2 separate regions of the Homo sapiens genome follow, and region 1 is linked to region 2. The links are chromatin loops, found by intact Hi-C in ENCODE. Cell type or tissue: Caco-2. All regions are shown on one strand. Each heading gives the region's core, and the rest is flanking DNA. Links, peaks and the distances in the headings are about the cores only.

Region 1 (2,917 bases), core at 231-2,730, 92 kb after region 2:
CCTCACTGTACTTAATTTTTACCTAACCTTTTTTCTCTGTTGGATACTCAAACTTCTTAACTAAAACAAATGAGACTGTATAAATCTGTTACTAAATATAGTAAATATTCTATTACAGGACACAGTCATCCATTTCACTAGGAAATAAGTTTCCATCTTCTGAACTCTAATAACTCTCATTATATTTTTAAAATAACTTCCTATGTGTATTATTTACCTATATGTCTTACCTCCTTTCAAAGCTCTAAGCTTCTGCGGGGTAAAGCCAGTATCTTATTCAAATATTTATCCTCCATGTTACAAGGGCTTTATGAACACTGGTTGAATGACAGAAATCATGCACAAAGGGATCCGGGAGTGAGTGTGTAAGAGTGTAGCAGTCCTCACTAACTAGCTCATGGACTCTTAGCAGCTTCCTTACCCAGAACATCATTCTTCAAAGATTTGAAAATCCACAAAATACATGATCTCTAAGGTCTCTCCCAGCTCTGAAATGCTATTGCTCTGTAACCACCGCGGCGTTCTGACTCGTGACTAAAAGCATCCAAGATGTTGTTCTACACTTCTTTGGTGTTTTAGAAGGCTTATCAGTATTTTTTCCCACTATTGTGAGTTTTGGGAATTTACCTTAATAAAGTAACTGGTACCAGAATGCTGGCAGTCAGTGTTTACTACAATTGTAAAAAAGCCTTTCAGTTGCCTAAAACACGGTATAAAATCCCATGCTTTTTACTATAGATAGTTTCCAAGGGACGACTTAGGACTTTTCAAGTGAAATCAAGTTGTTTAGACTTTATCTCCTCTTCTTTCTCCTGAATAGTTTTTCCTTCTCAAGCAAGGATTTTTAGAAATGGATATACTAATACCAGCTCAAGATAAATAGGTACAACATGAACAAGTAGCGTAGGTTGACTCAGTAACAAAACCCAGGTGTGGGCCCATTATTGACCCATGATCTACTGTTTCCAGGCAGCTGTGATTGGTCTTCATCACCATTATAACATCCTATTTAAGGTGATCTATTACTAATCATTGCCTGTTTTGAGAATCTGAAAAATACGTTGTCTTAGTCATCAGGAAATATGAATAAAATTACATGACACCTGCTGGGTGCGGTGGCTCACGCCTGTAATCTCAGCATTTTGGGAGGCTGAGGCAGGTGGATCACAAGGTCAGGAGTTCAAGACCAGCCTGGCCAAGATGGTGAACCCTCGTCTCTACTAAAAATACAAAAATTAGCCGATTGTTGTGGCAGGCGTCTGTAATCCCAGCTACTTGGGAGACTGAGGCAGAGGATTGCTTGAACCCAGGAGGTGGAGGTTGCAGTGAGCCGAGATCGTGCCACTGCACTCCGGCCTGCGCGATAGAGTGAGACTCATTCTCAAAAAAAAAAAAAAAAAAAAATTACATGACACCATTCACTTTCATGGTCCTGTGCATACACAGAGAATCATGCCAATTCCTCTGCCCAAACGCCCTCCCTTCCCAGCCACCTCCTGCTCATTCTTCTAGACCCAACTCTAATATGACTCCTTCCCTCCGAAGCAGAATTATTCATCTCTTCCATATGTTCCGTGCTAGCAGAGCTACCTTGTGGCTTATCACCGGTATTATAGTTGGGATAATTTGTATGTTCACTCCTCTCTTTGATTCATTTCTGAATCTCCAAAACTTTACACAGCACCTATAATACATCAAGCGCTCAATAAATGTTTGTGTGGCAAATATCTGCTTCCTGCCCTCCATTTGGTCTACAGGTCTCTATTTTCATATTAAACTGTTGACTGGATTTTTCCTAAACTGCCAATACAGTTTCAAAAGCATAATGCAACAGAGATTAACATTTGTATTGATTTAGTCATTGTCGCCAAAAGCTAAATGCTGGAAACTATTTCTCCCATTTCCTTTTTTTTTTTTTTGAGACAGAGTCTCACTCTCTCACCCAGGCTAGAGTGCAGTGCTGTAATCTTGGCTCACTGCAACCTCCGCCTTCTGGGTTCAAGTGATTCTCCTGCCTCAGCCTCCCTGCCTCTAGCTGGGGCACGTGTCACCACGCCCGGCTAATGTTTTTGTATTTTAGTAGAGGTAGGGTTTTCGCCATGTTGACCAGGCTGGTCTCGAACTCCTGACCTCAAGTGATCTGCCCGCCTTGGCGGCTGGGATTAAAGGTGTGAGCCACCACACCCGGCCCCATCCCCATTTTTATATTCATGTTCAACTCTTTTCCTATCCCAGTGCCACAATGCAAATGTTTGCCTACACTTACTAATTAAATACCAAGAGAAAGCCCCCCACTGCGACCATGGTCAGGTGGGGGTGAAAGCAGCAGCCGTGGAGCTGTGGGGAGCAGCCAGGGCAATCAGCCCAGCGCCCCCTCCCCACCCCCAAACTCCGCCAATCACCAGCTTTTAGTCCCCAGTATCCAGGGACAGTCTGGTAACCGGAACTTTTGTGTTCAGCTGAAGAGAATGTGCAAATGACAGTTTTGGCCGTCAAGGAGCGTATTACTTAAGCAAGGAGCTTACAGATTTATGAGCTGACATCTCAGATTTGTGGCTTTGCAGTATTCCTCAACTTCCCTTTAGAGCAGCCAATAGGCACAGACAGGCCTTGCGGGCTCATTACTTCACCCCACATCTCCACCCCCACCAAGACACAGCAGGTGGTTCATTTGTGGAGACACCCAGGGTCAAAGGAAAGTGAAAAATGAGTCTGCACCAACTCCTGGGCTGGATCTGAAGAGGCGAATAATAGACCCACAGTGTATTCACTGTATAGCAAAGGCAGCTGCAGCGGGGCGTTCATATAGACGCATGTGATATCAATACATACAGCCCTACAGAGCTGCCTAGTAGCAAATCACGCTCGCGTACATGATTTCATGTCATCCTCTGCGCCATCTTGTGGCTCTACATGA
Region 2 (2,917 bases), core at 309-2,808:
GTAGGTTGCAAAATGTGATTTGAGGCCTCATAGCAGTGGTGTCCCAAAGATGTAAAAAAACTTGGTTAGCTTTCATTTGACTCCTAGTTTTGCAGTTATTTAATTAAAGCCAATTTTAGGCCATATTTACTAGCATAGTTATAAATAAGAAACCAGTGTAAAGGGCACCCTCAAACACTCACGATACTTGAATGTCTCATCTAAATTTAGGAGATACCTATTTACCTTTAGTTCCTGAATCCATGCTCCCGGCATACTCATTAATTGATTAAAGAAAGCACACAGGGTAATGCGTCTGAATCTTATGAAAATACTTGGCAATTATTTTAAACCTGAATCACAACGATCACATTAACAGAATTGAACCAGCACTCCTCTTTTTGGGGAGAAAAGGCAACTCATGTTTCTGATTTGTTCAAAGAACTAATTTGCAGTACATGTCTTAAGGTTGGTACAAATTCTGACAATTTTCTACTCTAACTATACAAATAATTTTGAACTGTAAGAGCCAATATTTAGAACCTGAGGCCATCAAAATCCTCAGACTTCAAAGAGAGATTCTTTTGTGTTCAAAATTTTGTCTCGCTATGGAAAAATAAACCAAAGAATTTAAAAGATTTTTCAACAAGAATTAAAGGGAATATTGGTCTTTTCTTCTTTTTCTTAGCCTTCATTTAACCAGACTTTTCACCCCTTAGTGGAATTTCATCAATGAAGTTCTAAAAATGAATGGGGGTGAAAGCATATTTGAATGTCTAGAAAATGCCTGGAACAGGAGCAGTGGGTCGAGTCCTACTGATTGCATCACAGACACTGTGTAGATACTGTCTCTGCACATTTGATGCCTCAGAACAGTGATTTCCAACTGTGATCCCTGGACCGGCAGCATGAGCATCTCATGGGAACTTGTTGGAAATGCACATTTTGGAGCTCTACTCTAGACCTACTGAATTGGAAACTCTGGGGGGGTGCCCAGCGATCAGTGTTTAAACAAGTCCTCGAGGTGACAGATGCAGACGAAAGAGGACTCAGGGAAATGGAGGGATCTGAGGTGCTTTAAGCAGGGGAAGAGCATGGTCAGGTTTGAGTAATGAGTATAACAGGCCACGGGAGGTATCCTCACCTGTGCAAACAATCCCAGTTGGGAAGAGGCAGGTACTTATCAAACGGAACACCTATCTACAAAAGGAGGCATCTGACAACACGGGAAAATAAAGCCTACTGTTAGAGACTGGAAGGATTGATTATTCTGGATATGAATGAATTGCAGCTCCCGGGTCATTCCTACATCTGTTGTCAAACAGCAAAGGAGAGACCCTCCCAACAGGCTTAGCATCCTGAAATGGTGAACTGGAGCTTCTCTTGGCTTCCATAGTTCTAGCAATTATATCACGGTTCTAATTAGAAAGTGGTTATTAGTTTTTCCTGCAGCACTGCTAATCCGGCTGTAAACCAGTGCCAGAAGCACAGTTTATAGAGTCATCAACAGCCCCGTAATGGCTCTAGCTATTTGTGCAGAGCAGTAAATATTCCGGTTTGTTGTTAAACAAAAGAAAGATTGTTACTTTTTTTTTTTGAAAGGGGCATAAAGAAAGTGAATTCCATTTCTCCCCCAAATGCTGTAATTGTGGTCCCTGCTCATTGTCAATTAGAGTCAAGGTACAAATATTTAGACTGGGCAAGCCGATGGCCCCACAGCTGCAGGCCATAAAGTTCCAGTCCACTTTAAAGTAAACACCCGTAAGCCTCTGAGTTTACAGGTTCAGTGATTCACGGGTGGAGCTGCCCCAGCCTCTGAGGTGGGGAGGGAGCCACCTTGGGGCGAGCCAGGCTTCAGAAGCAATCACCTGCGTGCCGCAGATGGGGTCCTCACAGAGGTACACGCCCGGGGACTGGCCGTCCTGCAGGCTGCCCGTGGCCACCTCCGACAGCAGGTCCCGCAGGTTCTCCTCCTTCCCCCACACTTCCACGGCGGAAACCCGGACTGAGAAACGGGCGCCGGTCTTTTCCTTGCGTTCGTTTATGAGCTTGAAGAGCCAAGAGATGGCACAGGGAATGATGCCCAGGTTCTGCATGGAATCATCCTTTCCGATCATGGTGTAGGATTTTCCTGGGAGAACCAGGGAAGGAAGAAAAGCAGGTTCAGTGTCCAGGCATCATTCCACGGAGTCTCCAAAATAGATGCCAAGGATATAGAAGAAAGGCACAGGGAAGGGGGGAAAAGGGAAGAGAAGGAACAAAAAGATGAGAGAAATAGTATTTGACAACAACAGAAGGCATTTTCTGGTATTACTAACTAAATGGCTACAATAAAGAATGCTGGTTGGGCTCAGTGGCTCATGCCTGTAACCTCAGCACTTTGTGGGGGCCAAGATGGGAGGATTGCTTGAGGCCAGGAGTTCCAGGCCAGTCTGGGCAACATACGGAGACCCTGCCTCTATGAAAAATTTTTAAAAATTATCTGGGTGTGGTGGGGCATGCCTGTGGCCCCAGCTACTTGGGAAGCTGAGGCGAGAGGATCACTTGAGCCCAGGAATTGGAGGTTACAGTAATCTATGAGCATGCCACTGTACTCCAGCCCAGGCAACTGAGAGCCATCTCTTAAAAAAAAAAGAAACAAAGCAAGAGCCCAGACATGTGACAAGATTAAATCACCATGTACCTTGAGGAGGACCCCAAATATCACATGCTATCCAGTTCCTGCACTGCTTTACACACAGTGGGAAGGCTGGGCTTTTTCATCATCATTATGGTTCTTTTTATAGTTACCCCCCAGATTAAGTCCACATATTCACACTTTATATCCTGTCTCAAGTTAAATGCTGTGTATATTTTTATGGCATGAGCAAATTCTATTAAAACCCAGATCACTGCTTACATCAAGATCAAGAGAAAGGGCTGGGGAGGACGGAAGTGC

What was found. A loop is a pair of places that touch in the nucleus more often than their neighbours do. Peaks named below come from ENCODE experiments on the same cell type or tissue, not always from the same donor. Only the 100,000 strongest peaks of a DNase experiment are listed, where the experiment ranks them.
Region 1: a loop joins it to region 2, with 3 times the contacts of the local background. A loop is called at or near these places in 2 of 110 quality-filtered maps.

What each region holds. Positions count from the first base shown.
Region 1 is chr1:245,516,357-245,519,273 of GRCh38, reverse strand. The region is part of intron 4 of KIF26B (kinesin family member 26B); the gene reads right to left. Among named protein-coding and RNA genes, the nearest start is that of KIF26B-AS1, 280 kb to the right of the region's middle. In Caco-2, for the core only: no CTCF peak of the experiment used is centred there; no DNase peak of the experiment used is centred there.
Region 2 is chr1:245,608,459-245,611,375 of GRCh38, reverse strand. It overlaps KIF26B (kinesin family member 26B), which reads right to left. Exons shown (of 15, transcript NM_018012.4): 8 at 1,848-2,110. Among named protein-coding and RNA genes, the nearest start is that of KIF26B-AS1, 380 kb to the right of the region's middle. In Caco-2, for the core only: no CTCF peak of the experiment used is centred there; DNase peaks (open chromatin) are centred at 1,094 and 1,775.